3 separate regions of the Mus musculus genome follow, and all the other regions are linked to region 3. The links are chromatin loops, found by intact Hi-C in ENCODE. Cell type or tissue: heart. All regions are shown on one strand.

Region 1 (8,000 bases), 140 kb before region 3:
GAAGAAAGGGACTTTATGTGATTATAGAGGGTCAAGAGACCAGCATGGTGAGTAAGCATGGCAGCAGGCAGCAGGTCACAAACAGGAAGTCAAGAGAGCAAACTAGAAAAGGGAAATAGTTATGAACTCTTTAAGTCTATCCTCAGTAACATAGTTTGTCCTGCAAAACCGCACCTCCTAGCCCTCCTCAAACAGTGCCTCCCACTGGATTTAACATGGCTTACAAGATTAAGATTCTAGATGTCCCCAGCGATTGAGTTATAATTGTTTCTGAACTAAGTTTGTGTGGTGTTTTCCTTCACTTAGCGGCTTGGCTGGGCTCCAGAGAGAAAGGTATGGTGGCAAAGTGTGGGTTTGCCTGATGTGTACCCCAAAAGGACTTGGGAGTTTTGAAGTATGGGGCTGGTGTGGTAGCGACCTGCCAATGGGCACTTAGTGAGCAAGTTGGAGAGATTTCAGAGTTCTGAGTCAGAGAGTCTCCATGAGATGAGAACAGGTCAGCCATTGCCTGTGGCTTGCCTGCAATAGCATGGATTTAAAAAAAAAAAAAAATTTCCTGCAACAGGTGGCAAACCAATGAGTTGGGCAAGAATCCACGAGAAATGTAAGATTATTAGCCTGAGAAGTAGAGTTTTATTTTCTAAGTGAGAGAAAGGTGGTGCTGGGACTAGTCACATGGACTCAAGCATGGGAACTTCAAAACAAAGAAAGAGGGCTCTGAGGTGCCCTGCTATAGAAAGAGACAAGATGGCTGCCCTTGTCAGAGAGCTAGAGAATGGAAGCTGCCTACATCTTGGGGCAGATATTGATTTAACTGTAAATTTATAAAATTGGGATTATTTGCTTTTAGGATAGATTTATATACAGATTTTGTCCAAATCACATGGGGAATTTCGCCTGCAGTTTGGAACTAGGATAGAGAAAATTAGTCACTGACTCCAAGTAGAGAGGGCAGTGATAATTATCTGCTATGCACAGGTAGTAGTAATGTCTGTGGCTCCAGGTAGAGAGCTCAATAGATAGATGGCGTAACAGGATGGCTGCTCTAGGCAGAGAGCTTAACAAGTAAAAACTACCTGCTTCCTATAGGCAGATATTAGTGAAAGTTTGAATTAATTGCTTTAAAGATGGTATAAAGATATATTGCTCTAATAAGTCTTACAGGATACTCAAATTCTGTCTAGTGTGGGCTCCACAGAAATTTTGGGTTTAAATCCTGGTTTGACTACCTGCCTGCTTATAAGCAGGTATAGATAGAAGTATGAATCAATTGTTTTAAAGATGGTGTAATAAGGTCTGCAGGATAACTAACTCATATTCTCTAATGTGGGCTCCATGGAAATTTTGGGCTATTATCCTGCATGGCAAAATAGAAAAGGCTTAAGAATAGGCACATACAATATTTTAATTTACTTCATTTGTTTTGAATTGTTTTAATTTTCAAAATGGGTGTGATGTTGAGTTTTGTGGTTACAATACTCATCTTTGAGAGAGGTCAAAATAAAGGGGTTTTTTTTGTTGTTGTTGTTTTGTTTTGTTTTTTGGTTACTGGCTCAAGGATATGCAGATTTGGGAGAAAGGTTTTGTCTTTGCATATTTAGAAAAGGTGATTAGTGTCTATACACCTTCCAGAGTAAAAAGGTCAAATAGGATGAAGGGAGACCTCCTGAAGAACTAGACTCCAGAGAATCAAACCAAAAAAAGTTATCTTGATGATATTAAAGTTTTGTTTTGAATAGACGGCCTTGGTGAGTCTCATAGTCAGACATGCTGAACTGAGTTACTTGAACTCCTGATGTCTTGGACTTTCAACTTGATCAAGTCAGGACACAGACATCAGAGACTAATTCAATCCTTGGTGTGGCCTTCTTAAAGCCAACCAACCCCCCCATTTTCCCTACCCTTTCCTCCACCCCTTCAAAAATATCTCAATGCCCATATTCCACTTGAAAAGAGTCGTCGTCCCAGTTCCCTGAGCTTTGGGGCTGGAGGTGGTTATTCTAAGGTTGTCTTTCTAAGGAATTTAGAAATGGTCATAATTGGAACAGGGAAGAAACAGCCAGAATTGATTATATAGCCATAATCTCATTTGGTAGAAATCTTTATAATTGTTACTAAGTTGAAGTCATAATTTTTTGTTTTTGTATAGAATTTATTTTGATGCAAAATCAAGGTTTTCATTAGTATAAATTTCTTATATTGATACACAAATTTTAGAAGTACAAAGCTTGGACCCAATCCTTCTGTTACTGTTATTATAGACTGATCTGAGATGTTTAAGCCTGTGAGTTAAGGGCCAAATAGCAAATGCATGGCTCTAAGTGTATTATTAGGGTGTTCTCAGATATTTTAATTAGAAATAGATGAGGGTAGTTAACAGACAATAGTCCAGATTATTTTACATAGATAGTTGGTTTTCAAAAACATTAGAAATCCACAGAATGTGACATTTAATGTTATTTATTCATTTGTTGAGACAAATCTGCTCCTAAAAGCTTCCCATTCATAGATTCAAAGAAGCAGCTAAGCATTTATACCTCCCGGTGAGGTGATACATTGTGGCTAGGTGGCCACTGGGCAGAAATTGCCTACCTGTCCTGCAGACCTGTACTGTCCTTGAGAGGATGAAAGGTATAGGTTAGGACAGCTTAGTTCTGCTTGGACAGAATAAGGTAGTCCTTAATAATTCCTGTTTTTCAAGATCTGTCAGCTGATCCTGGGCCAGAAGGCTGAAGCCTGATGTTCCAACTTCCTGACTTTCTGGGGCTGTATAGGTAGGCAGCTGCCTCTACAATTTGTCTCAGTTCTGAAAGCTGTGTTAGGTTTCCTATATTTTCAGATAATGTTGGTCATTTTCGGATTTCTGATGGGGTTGAAAGACTAGTTATAGTCTCATGGTCATTGCAGACTATTTAGCATTGAGTGAATATATTTGAGAGATAGTTTTCAGATAATATACAAGCTAACCAGGAATAACATATGGATTTATAAACCTTTTTAAAAGTTAGATAACAGAGTGTTCTATTAATTATGGACTGGGTGTTAGGTCTATCTTGTATTTTATAAATTACAAAGTGGTAATAGTTGTGCACAATTTATATTTGAAAGAAAAGGTTTGCTTATTTGGACAGAAAGGGTAAAATGTAGCAGAATTTTCCCCCAATTAATTTAAATGTTAATACAATAAGAAGCCTGTGATTGGACAGGGAAAAGGGAGGCAGAGCTAAGATTTTCAGAGACAGAGACAGGGATAGGAAGAGAGAGAGAGAGAAAAGGAAGGAAGAGGAAGGAAGAGGAAGGAAGAGGAAGATGATCCAGATTCTGAGTGACTTTAAATAGCCACAGGTAGCTATGAATATCATAAAAGGACAGAATAATTGGAATAACCTGTCTAATCTAGGTGGGCAGCTTGTATCATCAATTGGCTCTGAAATTATTGTGTGGGCATCTGGTGAATTGAGAATTTAATGATATAGAACTCTAATTAATTATAAAAAAGACAAAATATAGCAAAATGTTGAGGAACTCATTACAGCTTTTTAATCTAAACTTGGTATCAGGAACAATACAATCCAAGAAAATGTAGAAAGTCCAGACTTTCCCCATCCATCCTTTGAGTCATATGTTTGGACCTAGGATAGCTGCAAACTTACTTAAAACATTGTGCTGTTCTCTCTCTCTCTCTCTCTCTCTCTCTCTCTCTCTCTCTCTCTCTCTCTCCTCTATTGTGCAGTTCTCCATCATTAACTCTATATGACATGGTCATATTACAATGTCAAAAATCAGGACATGTCTGCATGCAGCTGAGCTCTGTGAGTGCAGTCTGTTGTCTAGGGAACAGATGTCTGCCTTCCAACTTTCCTTAGCCTTTCTGCTGTAGGCATTTACACTTGTACTTTTGTGCCTCGCACAGTGCCTAGCACAGGGTAAGAACTTAGGAGTCCATTCACTGTTGGATGCTGCATTTGCTGAATTGACCTGGGATACAGCTTAGGTCCTAACTACAACCGGTTTTCATTTGCAGAACAGAATACACTTCCTGCGACCCTCTTCAGTGTGGCAGCAGCAAACAATTACTAACTCTGGCAGAAGAGAAGACCTACTTAGTTGCTGTACAAAGGTGGTTTTCAGTTCTGTTGCCATGTACAGCAGTCCTGCCAGATTAAGTGACAATCTGTCTGGGACTGGCTGCAAAGACAGTTCTGCCTCTAGTGGTTCAGTAGGTGGCACTGCTGCTCTCTGTGTGCTAAAGGTGGCTGCCTTGCAGAGGCTGTGTCTGGGCAGGCAGGAAGGCAAGCCAGCAACTCAGAGGAGTGTTTTTAGGCAAGTGGCAGCACAAACCCACTATGAATGTGAGGGAAAAGCCACTGTCATCTGCCCCTGCTTGCAGTTTGGGGGGATGGGCCTTAGAATCTGACAGTGAGGTTGGAGATGTCAAAACACGAAGGGACCTGAGGGGACTAACATAAGCAGGCTACAAATCAGATGTCTGTTCCCTGCGGGCACAGGAGGAGGAGAAGCTGGGAAGCTGAGCAAGCACATAGGCCCCTCCCTTGGGGGGAAAAATGCCAGTTTATTTAACGTCTCATCTTTCAGACTGTCTTGAATTGGTTCAGATTTTTACCTTGTTGGTCACTTTGATCCGTAGTGTTTTATTTTCTTGCTGATAGAAGAGCATTAGGCCTTCTATGCAGTATCTCTGTTCGACATGTAGTCACTTAAACCCTTTATTTCCCGACAGCCACATCTCAACTGATGTTACGCACTGAATGCTTGATGCCCTGCTAAGTTTCTATATGGAAATTCTTACCTCCAACATGATGATGCAGAAGGGTGTGGCGTTTGGGAAGGAATGAGATCATGAAGACATCGGCCTCACAAAGGGAGTTAAGATCCTCATTGAAGGAGACCTCTGTGAGCTCCCTAGTTTCTTTCTCTGTGTTGCTACAATATGAAGATGGCTGCGGGTGAGGACATGAGCCCTCTACAGACAGGAAATCTTTCAGAACATGACTAGTGGACTTCCTGGACTCCAGAATTAGAAGTAATATCTTCTGTTTGTTTATCACCCACACAATCACTGGTATCTTTGTCACAGTAGCCCCAAAGGACAAAGACAATCGACAGCATGCTTTCTTTTTTCTACCTGACTCAAACTTCTATCAAACTCATATGCAAAGTAATAGAAAAGTTTGAGTCAATGGGATGCATGTTTTGCTAATAATTTAGTTAATGGAAGAATTATCTGCCTTATTAACAAGTATGCTCCTTTAAATGTAAGAGAGCACAAAGCAACTGCTGGGATGCTCTACTTGTCAATCATTGTGGCTGAGCTTAACAAATGCTTGTCATGTATGCTGTCATCATGTCTCTTGCTAGAATAGGCACTATTAACTTGGTACATTTTTCACCTAAACCACCTGTGGTCTCAGAGTCATTGTCTGGTCTCACAAATGACATTATTTCCACTGTACTAGGTCATGACAAAAATCTTAGCAAAATTAACCAAATAATATTCCACAATTGATTCTTAGAGAAATAAGAACTCAGGCCAATTTAGTGGGGAACCATTTAACTTGAGCTCAAGGGAAATGTGATCAATTATCAGAATTTTAGGATGAAGAGATTGATATTCAAACAGCAAGCTTGCCAATGCTCACATGTAATCTTAGCACTTGGGAGGACAAAACTGAGAGGCTAACTATAAATTTGAGGGCAGCCTGGTCTCCATAATAGCAAGGTCCCAAACAGCTTATACTATACACAAAGAAAAAATGAAAAAGAAAGAAGAAGAGAAAGAATGAAAACAAAGAGCAATAAAATGAGGGAAAGGGGGTGGGGAGAGGCAATGAAAGGAGCCAAGAGGAGAGGAGAGGAGAGGAGAGGAGAGGAGAGGAGAGGAGAGGAGAGGAGAGGAGAGGAGAGGAGAGGAGAGGAGAGGAGAGGAGAGGAGAGGAATTCTGCAGTTTCTTCTATAGTGACTACGTGGCTGGAACTGGTTAATGAAAGAAGAGAAAGTGACTTTTGGACTAGTTTTCTTCTTCAAGGCACTGGACTGAGAGGCTGGGAAACTCGTCAAAGCTTTCTAGTTTCATGCAGCGTCAAGAGCAAAAGTTGGAGTTTAGAGACAGCCAGTGGTTTAGGATCCGGACTGCAACATTCCTGGCTCTTAGTTTGGACTCCAAAATCACTTCACCACAGGAGATAGATAGCTCTGAAAAGGCTGGAGCCCAGCTTCAGACCATTCAATTTATGACTAGGCAGGTTAAGTTTCTCACCTTACCTGACTGTTGGTTCACATTCCACAAGTTTTATTATGTTTTTAATTAAAAATGCCCAGAAATCAAATGTGCTTTCTTCTGGTATACTTATAGGCAAAACTATTGAAATTAATATAAAATTTCTCAAGCAATCAGATGTTGCAATAATTAGGCATGGCTTTAAAATAATTGTGCCTAGAACACTCAATTAGAAATTTAAACAAGAAAATGAGACCATAAGTCAAGTGGAATATCTACAAGTAGAAACTCTGGTAAATGGAATTAAGAGCTCAATGGATTATATAACAATAGTTTAGATAATAAAGACTGAGGGGCCCTAAATTAATAGGATGATGAATCAGAAGATAGTAGAAATGTATGAAATGCAGTTGTAATGCCCAGTAGGCTTATTGGAGCAGGAAGTTGAAAAGACAATGCAGTTCATTAGACATTATTAAGTCAAAGATGAATGTTGAAATCCCTATGGTAACCACAAAAAATATGTAATGAAATACTATGACTAAAAGTAGTTAACGGAAAAGAAATGAGATAATAAAAATAATATGTTAGTGGCTTAAAAGAACATAAAGAAAGTTGAAACACAAAATAGATGGGACAGCCATAAAATAAATAAGTTAATGTTTAATTATACATATTAATTATATCTAAAAAAGGGACAAATCTCAACTCTATGTGGTATAGAAGTCTGTGTTGTAAAGTAAAATAATTCAGAAAAATTGAAAGCAGTAGAGTGGACAATATTAAAGCATGCAAATATTAACCATGAGAAACTCACATTTGCATTTTATCAGATGAAGTAGACATTCAGGCAACAAGTTACTAGTTTTATGAAAGTATATTTTATAATAAAATGATCATTTCAAACCAAAGTTACCACAAACATAAATTCATATACCCCTGGTAATATGTAAGACAATATTTAATAGAACAAAATGGATAATTAGAAAACCTGAAATAATAGTAGAAATTTTGACTCACAGCACAAGTGGCCAAATAGATTAATAAGCCTGAAGATTTGAATAGCATAGTTTAGACCAATGGTTCTCAACTTGTGGGTTCTTAACCCTAAGGGGGTTGAAGGACCCATTCCCAGGGCTTGTATATCAGATATACTGCATATCAGATATTTACATTATGATTTATAACAGTAGCAAATTGAAGTTATGAGGTAGCAATAAAAATAATTTTATGGTTGAAGGGTCCCACACCATGAGGAAGTGTATTAAAGGATCACAGCATTAGAAAGGCTGAGAACCACTGACTAAGAGATGCCTGTGCATACAACACTGTACATGGCACAGTTGCCAAAACTGACCATGAGCTGGACTATGAAACTCCAACATATTCCACATGATTTAGATGCATATGTTGTATCGTTGATAAGTGTAGCAGCATTAATCTATTAGTTAAAAGCTAATATATGAACATTGTAGATACTTATGTATTAGTTCTTAAAATGTTAAAAGATACATGAAAATAATTTGAAGTTATATGATAACATTTTGATTAAAAGTTCTGGGTTATACTTAAAACCATTCTTTAAGAGTCTTAAATGCCTGAGCTAGGAAAAAAAAAAGAGAGGGGGACAATCAATGAAGTTGAAAAACCAGAAATGAGGATTTAGTGCTGTGAGAGAAGACTAGTGTGGTACATTGAATGCGCATGGCCTCCATAGCCCTGTAGATTTGAATGCTTAGTCCCTAGTTGTTAGAACTGTTT
Region 2 (8,000 bases), 480 kb before region 3:
TTTTTTTTAAGATTTATTTATTATTATAATATCTAAGTACACTGTAGCTGTCTTCAGATGCACCAGAAGAGGGTGTCAGATCTCATTATAGATGGTTGTGAGCCACCATGTGGTTTTTTAAAAACATGTTTATAAACACGATTCCTAGTACATAAGAATCCTATGAAATGATCCTGCCGTCAACATGCTTTCATATGAGAGGAAACACAGTCATAGCGTGAGATAGGACTTTTGAAATGTGCTTCTTTACACACGTTAATAGCGTGACATTTCACACATTCGTTAACATCCTTAAGGGGCTTCTGTAATACAAACTGCTTCATGTAATGGCATGTGTGAGGAGATTTCTAAACTAGTTAGAATATACAGGGTTAGAATCGCAGCAAGTCAATCCTGCTGGAACGATTTATATTGTGACTAAGTGCTTAGCCTGTGCGGCTGCTTTGAGCTTGAGCATGAGTATGAACTCTACATGCCATTCTGTCTGTCTGTCTATCTATCATCTCTATCATCTGTCTATCCATCTATCATCTTATCTGTCTATCTACAATCCAGCTGTTGTCCCCTCTCCCACAGGTCCTCATCCCATTCCTCCTCCCCGAGGCCTCTGGGAGAGTGCTCCCCCACCACCAGGCCTCAAGTCTCTGTAGGGTTAGGTGCATCTTCTCTCACTGGGCCAGGGCAGCCCTCTGCTGTATATGTGTAGGAGCCTCGTATTAGCTGCTGTATGCTGCCTGGTTGGTGACTCCTGGAGCTCCCAGGGGTCCAGGTTAGTTGAGACTGCTGGTTTCCTATGGGGTCGCCCTCCCCTTCAGCTTCTTCTACCTTACTTTACTGTCCAATGAGTTTTTCCATATGTTAAAACTCAAGCCTTCCAACTAGACTGTACTTTGGATGGCCATGCCTTTGTCTGTCTGTCTGTCTGTCTGTACTGCTGACGTGAGGTTGTCCTCAGTGTATTTAGATCACTGTGTGAATTGGACCTTGAAAGGTGGGCAGTGGCTGAACAGTTTAGGACTAAGAGGAAAATAAAAGGTCAGGGACATATGCAGGAATTCTGTTTTATTCACAGTTTTCTTAAGGGATGATGAAGATTATAGAAAAGATTATAGAGTTGTGATAATTACTTCAGGTTTGGATTTCATAAGGAAATTGTTTTGCCAAACATGGCAAAATAGCATCTTTAGGGGATTGTTGTAATCCCGTTAGTCTTTTAATGTTCTCATTCTACTGCTTCCTCACCATGGAAACGATTCTTGCTGTATTAAAAATAACCCTGGACAGACCTGATGTTACAGTCTTATAACCCCAGCAGGAAGATTTGGGATTGGACACTACATCACTAGATCCTAAATAAATGTTTTTAAGCTTCAAGTCATCGGCATAGCATAACTCTCTACACTGGGCTCCTGTTCAAACAGTTGTAACACCACAGCTTTCCCTTAAGCCTCTCCTGCCCTCCCTCTGCCCTTCCCTGTCACTTACTCCATTTTGGGGGTTTCCTGGTTACTGAGTGTAAATTCCTGAAATTGAAAAGAAACACTTGCTTTCACATGAAACTCTTCTTAACTGATGAATCCAGACAGAAACTGCACTTGGCAGACGCACAGGACGTCCCCAATGCGTCCAGCAGCTAAAGCGATCCGCAGCCTCCGTTCCTTCCCAGCTGAGTCCAGTAGCAAAATCATCTTCCACCGCAAACTCCGAGTCATGCGAATGCGCGTGCAGTGATCCTGCTCACGCGCCGCTTTCGTCCACGTGCTCGCTGTAATCCACCGCTGTCGGGGAGGCCTCATCAGGAAGTGGGGTACAGAGGTGTGCTGCTGTGCTTGCTTCTGTTGCCTTAAGGGTTATACTTGAAATGCTTTGTGCTAAACCTTCGGTGGGGCTGAAGGATCTGTCCTTGCCGCCACCACGCTGACCCAGTGCCTTTGTGGCGCACAGGTGTCCTGTGGTGGCCCAGCTTCTGTTTACGTCAGACAATCGGTACACACGCAGGTGTGTTTCCCAATGGCCAGTGACAAATGTTGAATAAGTACTTGTGAGATTTGCTATTTTTAATAAAGTGATTGTTTTAAATCGTCATCTCTGTTTTCTGTTTAGAAGACTTAGTAGTCCTCAATCTAGAAGGGTTCAAGTCTCCAAAGTAAACCGTGTATAAAATATGAGGATGTTGTAGGGGGAGGTGCTGATTACCTCATTGGTTCTTGATTGTGTCAGTCAAAGGGTAAAGGTGAGACTTCCGGTCCCAGAAGAAAGGAAAGAGAAAGGAGTTTTGACCAGGCTTTTGGAGTGGGAAGCATGCAACAACCATAAGATCTTGGGGTGGCAGAAACAGAGGCCTCCACCATCAGTGGATGGCTGAAATAGGCTAGCTGGTAAAGTTAGGGCAGGAGATTGTGTGCCCAGCAATTGGGTTACCTGACAAGTTCTAAAGTTGTCTGAGTGTTTTCAAAGGCAGGCAGGCAGGCAGGCAGGCAGGCAGGCAGAGAGAGGGGGTTTGGGGGAGAGATTGATTATGCTGGGCTCGGCAAAGCTAAGGGAATCGGGCTTTTCCAGGAGTAGAGCTAAGCCAGGAGCGCAGGCCGTGTCCTGGGCAAAGCAGGGAGCATGCTTTTAAAATTACACGCACCAGGATTCTGTGCATTCCATACCTTCTGCGTGTTAAATACTGTCGAATGGAAGTCCATGGCTTTAAAGGCAGCCCTTGACTTGGATCCGCATTCCTCCTCCCATTAGCTTTCCACTGTGCACTTACTCAGCTTGAGTTCACCTTTCATTTTCAGTGTAACCCATGAGGCTGTGTTACCAGCAGGCAGTGACTGCATAAGGAGTAATAGAAGCTCATTTTTAATAAACTTTTAACCATGTTTATAGTACCAGACATGAATTCCCTGCTTTGATGAAGGCCTCAGATCCAATCCGAAAGCAGTCGGTGACCCTGTGACAGTCATGCAGTTAGTGCATCAGTGGGCACATCTTGCCTGCTGGGGTAGTATCATAGTACGTACATTGGACTCACCACTGTGCAAGTCTGTAAACTTCTGCAGACTTTTCTCTAGCACTGTAAAAACCAGACTTCAGGAGTGAGATTCCCAGGTCAATTCCAGTCTGACTCTTCTATGTGTTCACCGGTAGGCTCCTACCTTTTAGCTGTGGTGAGTAACTAAAAACAATGATAATGAGTTAGTTGGGGTCCCCCTGGGTCCTTTCTGACCAGTCACTCATAGGGAGGTGTCCCATACATGACACTGAGAATTTCATGTAAAAACTGTATTCTGGCAGAACATTGCCCACTCACTCCTGTTGGAACTTGTTTTAAAACTGTTAAAGTGAGTTTACACAGCATAAGGCCTTTTCATACATTCTTGGTTGTGTTTGACTCCCCTCTACCCCCTGCCATACACCACAACACTCATTCCTGCTTAACTATACTCTAGCAACACCCCACACACACACACAACACACACTTCCATAACACATTTGCTTTGTGTTCAGCCCCTTAAGACCTCCTAGCCCTTATATGGCTGTTTCCTGACCTCAAAAACCCACACAAATCTAAAAATGTGAAGCTAGGGCCCACACGTGAGAGAGTCATTTGTGCTCTGGGCCTGGGTTATCTCAGCATCCTATTCTTCAGTTCCATCCATTTGCCAGGAAATATCAGGATTTCTTTTTCCTAACGTCTACATAAACTGGCATCATGTGTGTTTAGGCTATTCATTTGTTAGCTGATGTCAGTAGAGAAGGAATCCCTGTGTTAGACTGTAGAATCCTTTGGGTGTATGCTCAGAAGTGGTACAACTGGGTCATACGATAGTTCTTTTTTTTTTTTTAAAGATTTATTTATTTATTTTATATGAGTACACTGTAGCTGTCTTCAGACACTCCAGAAGAGCACATCAGATCCCATTACGCTGGGAATTGAACTCAGGACCTCTGGAAGAGCAGTCAGTGCCCTTAACCTCTGAGCCATCAGTAGTTCTAATTTCAGCCTTTGGAGACCCTTCCATATGGATTTCCATAGTGGCTGCAGCAGTTTATATTCCCACTAACAGTGGGTAGCCATTGCCCTTCCTCCATAGGCTGCTCAGCATGTAGAGGCCTGGAGATAGCCATTCTGATTAAGGTAAGACAGAATCTCAATTTTAATTTTCCTTCATGCCTAGCCACTCTTAGAACATAGATGTTGCAAAATCATTGTATTTTATTGAGTTATAGATGACCTCATAAAATCTACTGTTAGAGCAAGCTATTTTAACTTCGTTGTGTCTCCGTTCAGACTTCATCCCTGGATCTTGTTTAGCCTCACCATTCATAGGATTTTTAACTTTCCCATGCTTGAAGTATTGTGAAATCTTTCTGTTAAATTCAAAAGAAGTGGGAAGAGGGTGGCTTTACGATAAGTCTGCTCAGGCATCTTGACCAAAGCAATTAGAATCATGTTGATGTTCTGTCTTTCTGACTCCTGTATTAACTAATACTGTTTAAAAAAAAAAACTTTAAAATTTTTTGAGGATTTGCTAAAGATGAACATGAGAAAGGGTAAGAAACGTTACCTTTGCCATCTCAGTGCTTTAAAATTGCTGGCTAGTGTAAAGCTAAGCAGAATTTGGCAGACAGCAGCTGTGCATTTGTCACCTCTTCCCAGCAACTTGAAGGCCCTCGAGATCCAGCTGCAACTGCCTGGGACCGGCGGCCAGCAAAAGAAATCCACCTAGAACTTGAGAGAACAGAGGGAAGGTGACAACCTTCAGGAGCCTCCTGAAGCAAAGACCGAGGTTGGCCACTGGAGTGCAGCACCGAGCAAGGGACACCGGACCTGTGGGGCGTGGTGGCAGCGTGTGTTGTCTTGTGTGTTGTCTTCCCTATGGAGATGGGGGCACACGTGCCCCACCTGCCTCCCTAGGCTGTGATCTGGAAAACTGCCTTCATTTCCTGCACAGTGCCAAGAGGAGACTGCTGCCTGGCCAACGTGCTCAGCCCTTGGCCTCTCCTCGAGGTAAAGCTCTTCCCTTCTTGGAGATGTCTTTTCCTTGGGGCTTCTGGAAAAACCTTGAGCAGCGCTCCATGGTCTTGGAGACCTCTGTCAGGGTCACGTTTGAGTTGGGTGGTGGCAACTTTCCTCCTCCAGAGCACTCTAGAGTGCTCCAGCACTTTGGAAAACACTAATATTTCACAGGATCCCAGATTGGCTCATACCAACTCCCCCACCCACCCCCTGTCTCTTCTCACTCTTTTTGCTACTCTGGAGTCCAAAAGATGTGGGACGAGGCTGTATGGCTAATAAAGACGAGACTAAGGCTCTATAGTAACTGGTCTGTTGTTCTCAGGTTTCATATGCTAGATTTTATGACTATGGTGAATAATTCCGACACATTGCTAAATGTTTATCTCTTGAGAAGTACTGGCGTTGTGCTTATTAATAAACATTGCTCCAAGTATCAGAACAGTTTCCTGGCACGGTCTGTGTTCAAGTTCACTCAGTTCAAGCAGTGGTATGCACATCCTGCCTGTGGCGTTCTGGCTTCAGGAACTTTGTTGTTTGTGTTGTTGAGGGGCCTCAGAAATGGTGTTCTAAAAACACTAATTTTAGGGGGAGAAAAATAGGAGTGAAGGAAATTTTTAAAAATGTTAGTGCAGTTACCTCTTGTTTTGATTTAGTAGCTTTAAGTCAGTGAGCATAATTACCATTTAAAATACCAGTACAAGTCTCATTTTTCCTTAATTTGTCTGTCTGTCTCTTTCTCTCTGTCTCTGTCTCTGTCTGTGTGTGTGTGTGTGTGTGTGTGTGTGTGTGTGTGTGTGTGTATCTAAATAGCTCAGCCTAGTCTCCAATTCACTGTGCTGGTTTTAACTCCAGATCCACTTGCCCTCACCTCCCAGAACTGGAGTTACATGTATATGACACTACGCCAGCTTATCAGCTTTATATGGGTGAAATCAGGGTTTCATGCTTGCTGGCCAAGCACTTTCACTTTACCTACTGAACTACATCCTCAGCCCCAGGAATTATCATTCATGTGTGTGTGTGTGTATAGTATGTATATGTAGTCAATGGTGCTTCAGTGCACACATTCCCTCAAGACATCTCATCACTTCATTGCCTATTATGTCCTGCATATTTAATATAAATATACACACTGGCTTGTACTCACATTAAATTATGCTCCCGATGTGGGGAAATGAACTTGACTGGCATTGTGTTTCCTTTCCGATTTTTCACATTTTTGTGTCTTGCAGTTCTTCCCTGTAGTCGGTAGACGGCCCCTTTAGAAGATGTTTTTGAAGGAATTACACTTCAGACACTAACTGAAGCTCTTTCCAGTTTGCATGTGTGAGCTGTAAAGTGCCAAATGCATTCACCTCTCTGCCATCTAATAACACTTAAAAAAAAGTATTAAAAAAAGTATTGTGTGAGCTGGATGCGGTGTCATACCTCTTTAATCTCCCCACCAAGGAAACTGAGCCAGGCAGATTTCTGTGAGTTTGAGGCCAGCCTGGTCTACATAGTGAGTTCCAGGACAGCCAGGATTATGTAATGAGAGTCAAACTCAAAACAATAAAATTAATGTGTGTGTGTGTTCTGTCTGTCTGTCTGTCTGTCTGTGTGTATGAGCACTGGGATACCCAGAGCCCAGAAAAGAGTTGAAATTAGAAGTACCTCATGTGGGTGCTGGGAGCTGAACTCCACAAGAGTTGAGAACAGAAAAGCTGAGCTATCTCTCTGCCGTCTTGTTTATGAGATGCTAACTGCAACCTCTGCAGGAATGAAGCAGGACTGGGGGGATGCAGCAGGACTCCTGCGCTGCATTTCTCCACCTACAAAACAAACCACTCAGGGAAACAGTTCCTATTTATACGAACAGTGAAGCAAGGCTCTCTATAGACCAGTTGGTGCCCAGCCAGTTCATCTCTTAATCCAGGTGTAGTTGTTCAAAAAAGAAAAAGGAAACAAGACAAACACAACAGTTTTTCCTTCCCACTCACACACTTGCTGAGTGCAATACTTCGTTCTGCTCACCAGAATGGGAGCTAGCTCTCTACAAGTCCTCCACTGACTCCCAACAGGGCTCTTGCTGTCTGATCTGCTCCTGACACTGTCTGCCTGGAGTTAGTGCATAGGCTATGCTCATCAGCTTTCTTTCATTGTAGCACATATTCAGAGTCTCTGACTGAGCAAATGAACCAGGCTCCCATGACCGCCTTTCTGCATTTTCATTAACTTGCTAGATTTCCCTACAGGCATCAGATGCAGGGCTCAGAGCTGGCTCAGCACCCAGCACCGCTGGCCTGGGCTTGGAAGGGAATCTCTCCTTAGTCCGGCTTTGCACAAGTAATTTCCAGCTGACACTTGCCTGAGATGCCCTGAGCTGGAGGCCTGGTTAAGCTGTACTCCTAACTCCCAGACACCGGGAGATACTCAGTGTTTGTTACAGTAAGCCACTGACCGATTGGGGAGCAGTTTGTGAGAACTAAGCAAACACTGTGGTGATCCCATCAGATAACGCACGCTCCGTGAGCACTGCGTGGAAGTGATGAGGAAGATGCTATGTGTTATTTCTTCTTCTTCTAGCAGATTGACCAGCATGCCGAAGCTTCCACAACATTGTACACCGCAAGAAATATTAACTCTGATCAATTTTCCAGTTATATTTAATCACAGATCCTGCTTCTGAGGAAACAGCTGCTAGTGTCTTATAGAATTACTCTTTGGACAATTACAAAATGCTGGGACAAGAGAACAAATCATTTGGGAGGCAGAAGTAGAACTGTAAGTTCGAGGCTAGCCTGAGTTACAGAGTGAAATGCAGTCTCTGAAAAGGGAAAGAAATTATGCATTAAAAGAGCAGTGACTGCAAATCTGTCATCTCTCCTGGTCCAATAGCTACTTAGGAAAACGGACACTGTATTGTACTTTTGAGACAGGATCTCTTGTAAACCAGGCTGGTCTGGAACTCACTACAAAGTGCAGAGTGACCGTGAACTTCTCAACATTC
Region 3 (8,000 bases):
ACTTTAATTTTTTCAAATAAACCTACATTAAGTGATTTATAACATAATTCTATTAACTATAAATCTTTCTTATATGAAGATGCTTTGAAAATATAAAAACTATTTTAAAAATAGCTCTTATTCAGTTTTGGGTTTTAAAATAAAGGAATCTATGCTTTCAAGCCAAACTTTCAGAAAGAGATTGTCTACTGTTGACTGTTCTGTTGTAGGTAGGTTAAGATAACCCTGCCCCAGAGCTTGTTTCAGAAATGGGTGTGGCACCTGATACAGGGAGGGATGGTTCCGCTTACAAAAGCTCTTCTCTGGCTCACGTCATGGAAGGTTGGCTAACTGTACCCACCACTAGCTGAAGTTTGGGTCAACACTGAGGAGAGCCCTATAGAGAGGTGATTAAAATCATCGGTGATCCTGCCAACATCATTAAGTTAGGAATTAACCAATCAATGGCAGCCCTTTCATTGACTAAGAATAGATAACAGAGTGAGTATAAACAGAATCAGAGTAATCATAAATTACAGCTAAAAATTTCTATCATGGGGGTGAATTACAAAGTCGAAGAAGTTCTGTGTAACGTATGGGTAATAAAGGTATTTTTAATTCCAGTAGTGTTGTGAAGGAGGAAATTATGGGAGAAGCCTTCTCAGAGTAAATCTTTGGTGAAGGGTTCTTCGACTATGGGGTTGAGGGTGGGCCATGCCTATTGGGCAGAGGAAACGGTGTCTAATCAAAGCAGCGTTCTGAAACAGAGTTCCAAGGCCACTCGTATTAGTAAAGAAAGTTCTACGGGTGCCTCACAAGGTCTGTGGTTCGAATGGGGACTGAAATAGATGGAGCTTTGTGAAATACAGATGCCTCTCCTCTGTCTCCCTTCTCTCCCAATGTTTAGAGTATGAACCTTTAGTTTGGCTTTGATCTGGTCATAGTGCCATGGTCTGTTGACATCAGCCAACCGGTTCCTCTGCTCTTCAGTAAGAGTCCGTGCTCCCAGCTCAAATACAGTTTCTTTAGATCATTTCTCTCTCCTACAACTTTCTTGGTCTGTCACGGACTACCTTCCATTCTTAAGTCCTGCGAGGCGCTGGTTCGGGGTGCAGCCTGCTCACTCTCTCTACTGTGGTATGAGCATGGCTAATCAGATCCATTTCATTGGCCTGAGCTAAAGGACCACATTTTTTTCTTACCTTCTCACCTTCTGACGTATGTGGTCAGTATCTGTTCAGACCACATTTAGGGAGAAATGAGGAATTTCTGAACAAAGACAGCAGGGATGCCATAGAGAGAATAAAAATGCAGCATGGGGGAAAATCATTGATTCTTAGTCAATGATTTCAATTATTAAAAAAGTCAATTTAACAGTAAATATTTACCAAGCATCTACCATGTGTGTCTTAGTCAGGGTTTCTATTCCTGCACAAACATCATGACCAAGAAGCAAGTTGGGGAGGAAAGGGTTTATTCGGCTTACACTTCCATATTGCTGTTCATCACCAAGGAAGTCAGGACTGGAACTCAAGCAGGTCAGGAAGCAGGAGCTGATGCAGAGGCCATGGAGGGATGTTCTTTACTGGCTTGCCTCACCTGGCTTGCTCAGCCTGCTTTCTTATAGAACCAAGACCACCAGCCCAGAGATGGTCCCACCCACAAGGGGCCTTTCCCCCTTGATCACTAATTGAGAAAATGCCTTACAGTTGGATCTCATGGAGGCATTTCCTCAACTGAAGCTCCTTTCTCTGTGATAACTCCAGCTGTGTCAAGTTGACACAAAACTAGCCAGTACAATGTGTTAGCTTTCTCTAGGCTGATGTGCAATGAACAAAACCAAAGAGGCCTGCTCTCATAGAGCTTGTATGTCGAATTAAGGACAGTAACCCAAAACACATTCTAATTGGAAAATTTATTTTAAGAGAAACCATGGAGAGCGTTGCTCCTGGCATTTACCAACTGATTCTTCAAACTATGGTTTTTGCCATGCTCGCCAATTCTGTGGATTATAAATGGGGAGGAAGTAAAGATTCACACTTCTCTCTGCCACATGATGTCTGAGCTGGGAAGGCGCAGCGTTGGAGGCTAATTCAGTAGCTGAGACGGGAAGTGCTGGCAGTCATCTTCATTCACGTATGAAGGCTCACACAGGTCACCGACTGGGAACCTCCGTGGGTGTTGGTGGCAGGAGCAACTCCACGTGGCCTTTCCATGTAACCTGACTTCCTCACAGCCTGACAGCCTCAAGGTAGTGGGACTTCCACTGAAGCTCAGGGCTCTAAAGGCGTGTGTCCTTAGAGAAGCTGAAGGGAACTGTGCGGTCTCTTCTGAGTGGGCCTGGCAAGTCACGTGGTAGAAAACTCAAGAGAGTGAAACCCCAAGTCTGTGGAAGCCATATGTAATGGTTTGTATATTCTTGGACCAGGGAGTGGCACCATCTGAAGGTGTGGCCTTGTTGGAATAGGTGTGACCTGGTTGGAATGGGTGTGTCACTGTAGGTGTGGGTATAAGATCCTCACCCTAGTTGCCTGGAAGTCAGTCTTCCACTAGCAGCCTTTGGATGAAGACATAGAACTCTCAGCTCCTCCTGCGCCATGCCTGCCTGGATACTGCCATGCTCCCACCTTGATGATAATGGACTGAACCTCTGAACCTGTAAGCCAGCCCCAATTAAATGTTGTTTTTTATAAGACTTGCCTTGGTCATGGTGTCTGTTCACAGCAGTAAAACCCTAGCTAAGACACCATATCATGCCATCATCTGATGAGATGAATGCCAAATGATTTGTCAACACACACACACACACACACACACACACACACGCACGCACACCAAGGACCAAGGGGCAAACTGGAGTAAGGTTGAAGAGCTTTAAGTTCCATGGGGGAAAAGAAAGTAGTGTCCAGGATCTGTTCACTTGCAGGACGAAGTCTGACCAAGGTCTCTTGAATCTTGGGGAGGAGCACTCGATTTAGGCAGAGGGACAACAGATGAAAATCACCGAACCTTGAGTAATGGAGGAACTGGCTGGTGGTGAAACGGGAATCAATATCCATATCTAAGACCTAGCAGAGGAGCAAAACTGACCTTGGAGCTGGCTGGCTTGCAGGATGAGAGAAGAAACAGGTGTGATTTTAGGACCAGACAAAGGTAGAGGGAGGCACAAACGCTTTCCAATACTTATTTTTGGACTAATACACTAAGTCCTGCCATTCAAACTTTCTTCCTGTTCAGTCAGTCTTTCTTAAGATAAAAATGTTCCTAGCAGGGCATCAAATTGAGCCACTGGCGCTTGAGTGAAAGGAAGTCAGGAAGAGAATATTTCAAAAAGGAAGAAGCCCCTAGGAAAAGGCCACCTTCAGTGAATTCTAATTTTGGTGGACTGTAGCGAGAAGTGATGGTGGGGAAGGGTGTGTGCAGGCATCTTTGACTTGGTTCTGTTTTGAAGTTTATGGTAGGTCATACCGAATTTGTTATGGTTCACTAAAAACAAATCGGGTGGAGATACATTCTTGAAGCAAGTGTCAATCTAGTCTTGGTAGCTGCTCAGAAGGAAGTGCTAATAAAATTGATAGGACCTTAGCGCCACCTGGTGGCCAGTTAGTGAAATGCTTCCATGTACTAGAAGCATCACTTTAGCATGTAAAATCAAGAGTCATTTCCTGGATAGTTACACACATGATGCACAGTTCCTTTTGTGTAACTAGTTTTAACATATCAGTCTGTCATCTATCCAAGTAACTGAGGCTATATGGAGGCCTATGTTGGTGGGAAGTTGGATAAGAGAAACTAGACAAACAGATATAGACTGTTAGCTCTTTCCTGCTTAAAACTCACAGTTTTGCTTTGCTTCTTCTGAGTTAGCTTCAATTATAGAATTTTCTTTCTGAGGAATTAAATAACAATAAAAGTGATGGTGATGATAATCGTGGATCAGGGGGAGTTGTTTGAAGAAGTCAGAGCCCCACTATTGATTGAATGCCTTTTATTTCTAAGTCCCGAGTAACCAAATTATTAATATGTAAGGGAGTATGTGAGGCAGAACTTGAAATGAAGAGTTGGTTAAAAATTGTAGCACACATAATTGGAACTACTGTACTGGCAATGGCTGTCTCGTAGTCACTTAAAACATTAAAAGTGTTGTGCACAAGAAATCCTTCATGGCTGGTAAGGTTTGGATATTTGTTTGAAGGCCAGTAAATCTCAGCAGACGACAACAACAGTATAATGTTATTATGACAATGTAGGGAACGTTTACAGAGATGACTTCAGCGCTCAGAGCATCAGCCCAGCTGAATCAAGTCCGTGGCCCATCGCCAGGCTCCCATTTACCTTGGAAACAGAAAAGCAAGAAACGCTGTAACAGGGTTTGAAGCAGCACCTCGTAGTCCATCTTTCCACAGGAAGAAAAACGATAGGAGTAGGCCAATGCTTCTTTCATGAGAATTTGGATACACGTTATATTAATTAAACATCTTCATTTCACTGATGGAGAAACTTAAGCCAGCAGTGATTAAATTACACCGCTATTTAGTTGCAGAGTAAGGCCCATGTTTTTTAATCCTGGTCTACTATTCATTTCACTACAACTATTAATAGAAGAACCCTTCATGTGGCAGAAGAGAGCAAGAGAGCCAGTGGGCCACCCTTATAGCAGACAGTGTGGGTATGTCCAAGAAGATCATGTAAGTGTAAACTGACGGAATGCTACATCTCCACTAGTTTTCTTTTCCAAGACAAGGAGTCTCTGTGTAGTCCTGGCTGTCCTGGGCCTACCTCTGAAGACCAGGCTGGCCTCAAATTTATAGAGATCTGCCTGCCTCTACTACCAAGTGCTGGGATTAATGGTGTGGCCATTTCTTGTGTCTTGAGAGATTCATTTTCTTACACAATATCATTCTGAGAATTATAATCAATACTCAGGTATAATTGTTATCAGCCACTGGGGCAAGTTACAAAGTGGTCATTTTTTTTCTCAACCTGGGAGAACTTAACCACAAACATTTTTATTCATCGGGTTCTAGAATTGGCAAACCCCAGACATTAGCTTAATTTGGAAAGGGGGCCGCATTCAGCAACATGGAATTCAGTAAAAAGGGAAACAAAATTACAACCTATTGTACTTCGCTTTGATCGTACTTGAAGTTCTAGCAAGGTTAAAACTGTGAAACAAGGTTTACACTAGACAGTCCGTGTTCTTTCAGAGTCACATGTACCTTGCAGAATAGTTTGACTGGGTCTGGAAACGTGTACAGCCATATCTTGAGACTCCTAAAAGGTCAAATGTGTAATCGAATGGGCAGACACATCTGTAGTTGTTTTATAGCCGTGCGCTTTATAGCTGAGGACCATGTAAAGCAGGGGTCCTCACCCTTTCTAATAATGGGACCTCTTCATACAGTTCCTCATGTTGTGGTCATTCCCAACCTTAATATGATTTTGTTGTTCCTTCCTAACTTTAATTTTGCTAGTATTCTGAACCGTAATGTAAATATCTGCGTTTTCTAAGGGTTTTCTTAGGAGATTCCCGTGAAAGGGTTGAAACTCACGGGTTGAGAACGGCTAATATAGAGCTTTTTCTCCTGTGCAGTCGGTGCCATCTTAAGACGTCTTGGCTTATCTCAAGAGTGCTGTGTAAGCACCATCTCCAAGTCCCACCGCAGCCTCCCACGCCCTGGAGCAAATCGCTTCTTTTCTGAATGCCACATTCTTAACTTACGTTGGGATGATACGGGTTTTGCGGGACCGCTGTATTAGAGAAGTGTGCACGCGTGAGGCGCCTTCTTCCAATTTCTGAAGCACAGTACGCACTCAACTGAGCCAGCCACAAGAAACTCAGTGTCAAGGACGAGATCGGTTATGATTGTTCTCTCTGATTCAGTCCTATGAAGCCTAAAGAGCGTTCTTTTTGCCCTCTTAAAGCCCACATCCCACTGCCCGAGTAAAATCTGAAAAACAAACAAACAAACAAACAAACAAACAAAACCAAAAACCACCCCCCCAAAAAAAACACAATGGAGACTTCCCTTTATTTTGTTTTACTAACCTATTTATTTAAATATTTTTCATAACCCGTGTGGAATTCTTTTTCATGTTACTGCTTTTTTCTTTCTTTCTTTCATGACTTACCCCTTAGAGGGGTTCTAAGAACCGATCCCTGTCAACACAGGGATCTCAGAACCTCAGGATGGTTATCTTAGGCACTGGAGAGGCAGCGCAGTCACATGGAGAGAGAACCCTGGAAGGGACGTCTCAGTCAACCTTTGTCACAGAGCTTTGCAAAATAACTACAGCAGGGCGGTGCTTGCCTGGCAGCCTAAAGGTTTGGCTTCACAGCTTAATCCTGTGTGCATTGGGGTAGGGTGGGGGGGGGGGTTGCAAACCAAGTCCAAAACTACACGTTGCAAGAAATAGCAATACCAATGAATGGATAGAAATACTCTTTGTGGACAACTAATGTTTTGGTTTTTTTCCAGACAGGGTTTCTCTGTGTAGTTTTGACTGTCTTAGAACTTGATAGATTTGGTCCCAGGCAACCTAAACAGTGTGATTCTTGCCGTCTTAAAAATCGGTGTCCCATCATCCAAGAAAACTTTGAGAAAGTCTTGTAGACTAGGCTGGCTCCAAACTCAGAGATCTTCCTGCTTCTGTCTCTCAGGTTTGGGGATTAAAGGTGCCAGCCGCCAGGTCCATAGCAGACACAATGAGAGGGGGCTCAAGTAGCCATGACCCACCCACTTGGCTGTGACTGTCCTTCATGCGTTCATCTACATCTTGTAGTTAGCTTCTTTATTATTAACATTATTGTTATTTTATATTAGCTTGAGTTTCCCCTCAGCCTACATTTTATTTTCTACACAGCTTTCCAGGCCAAGAGAGGGTTCCTTAAGCCTTCTGTGTCTGTAACCGGTGATGGTACCAGCTAACGTTACCTGGCTGCTGCCTCCGGAGACACAGACTCCCTCCCGGCTTAGTTCTGCAACCCCGTGTCACCAACTAATTATTCTACAGTGAAGGGAAGAGAGGGAAGGCTTTTAGTGATGAGCATGCCTGGGGTACTCTGGAAAAATGCCAAGAAACCTGTGACTCAAGATATTCAACCTTCACCCCATGATGGACAGCGGCTTCGCTAATCGCTCAGATCAGGTCAGCCTAAACCAACAGTACCAACAGGAAGCAGCAGGACCCATCACTCATCTGTGATCTGCCATGGGCCGTTCACAGGTCCTGGGCTAGCCAAGCAGAATTCTCTGGAAGCACACCATTACCCAGGCTTCTGACATTTCTGGGTTGCTTTTAACATTTGTGCTTATCTTGGGGAGGGGGGGACCTGATTAGGATCAATGCACTCAAAAGGCACTGTTTATTTATAGAAGTGTGGAAGGAAGGAGGCCTGATAGGATCTCCTTCTCTAGGTTCACACAGCCCCCTAGTTTTCTTAGCTTATTTCAAGCCTATAAACAGCTAAACATAATAGAAATTCAAACCCAAGGCACCTGAACTATTTAAAGCCCCTTATTTAGCAAAACTTAGCATTCCCACCCTTTGAAGAGAAATTTCTTTCTTTCTGGCATCTTAATAGTCCCCCCCCCCAAAATATAGGTGGGTCTCATGTGCTGTAAAGCAAGCTAAATTATTTATCGGCAGCTTACTGCTTGAGGAAAATGTTCTAATATTTCCCTTTCCAATAAGTGGCTATCAGTAAAAAAAAAAAAAATCATTTCTGTTCTTGCTGCATAAAAAAAAAAATAGGTCAAGTAATTTAAGCCAGTCCACTGCAATTAAAATTCAGACACTGCCATTGTCCCTTCTGTTTAAGGGGGGGGGGGGGAAGACAAACACAACACGTGCGAATAGGGTTTCATTGGCTCAGGCCTTTGATGTGCTGTTTGGTGTTCTCTTGCTGAGGTTTGCCTCAGCCTGTCTGGGAACGTAGATTTTGCCGATAGTGGTATAACACTGAGCTGGTAAATACCATCTCTGAAGCTACAGGAAATAGTCCCTTTATGCAAGCAAAA

What was found. Peaks named below come from ENCODE experiments on the same cell type or tissue, not always from the same donor. Only the 100,000 strongest peaks of a DNase experiment are listed, where the experiment ranks them.
Region 1: a loop joins it to region 3, with 11 times the contacts of the local background. A loop is called at or near these places in 36 of 42 quality-filtered maps.
Region 2: it touches region 3 in a loop (5-fold over the local background); 11 of 42 quality-filtered maps call a loop at or near these places.

What each region holds. Positions count from the first base shown.
Region 1 is chr10:17,866,389-17,874,388 of GRCm38, reverse strand. No RefSeq gene overlaps it. Among named protein-coding and RNA genes, the nearest start is that of Gm20655, 35 kb to the right of the region's middle. In heart, a CTCF peak has its summit at 4,213 (motif pointing right); a DNase peak (open chromatin) is centred at 4,288; H3K27ac peaks cover 523 bases.
Region 2 is chr10:18,207,761-18,215,760 of GRCm38, reverse strand. Ect2l (epithelial cell transforming sequence 2 oncogene-like) reads left to right here and starts at 4,934. Exons shown (of 22, transcript NM_001370991.1): 1 at 4,934-5,002. Ccdc28a (coiled-coil domain containing 28A) reads left to right here. Exons shown (of 6, transcript NM_144820.4): 6 at 1,583-2,085. The coding sequence ends at 1,637. In heart, a CTCF peak has its summit at 4,804; a DNase peak (open chromatin) is centred at 4,920; H3K4me3 peaks cover 355 bases.
Region 3 is chr10:17,728,819-17,736,818 of GRCm38, reverse strand. No RefSeq gene overlaps it. Among named protein-coding and RNA genes, the nearest start is that of Cited2, 9.6 kb to the right of the region's middle. In heart, a CTCF peak has its summit at 3,573 (motif pointing left); no DNase peak of the experiment used is centred here.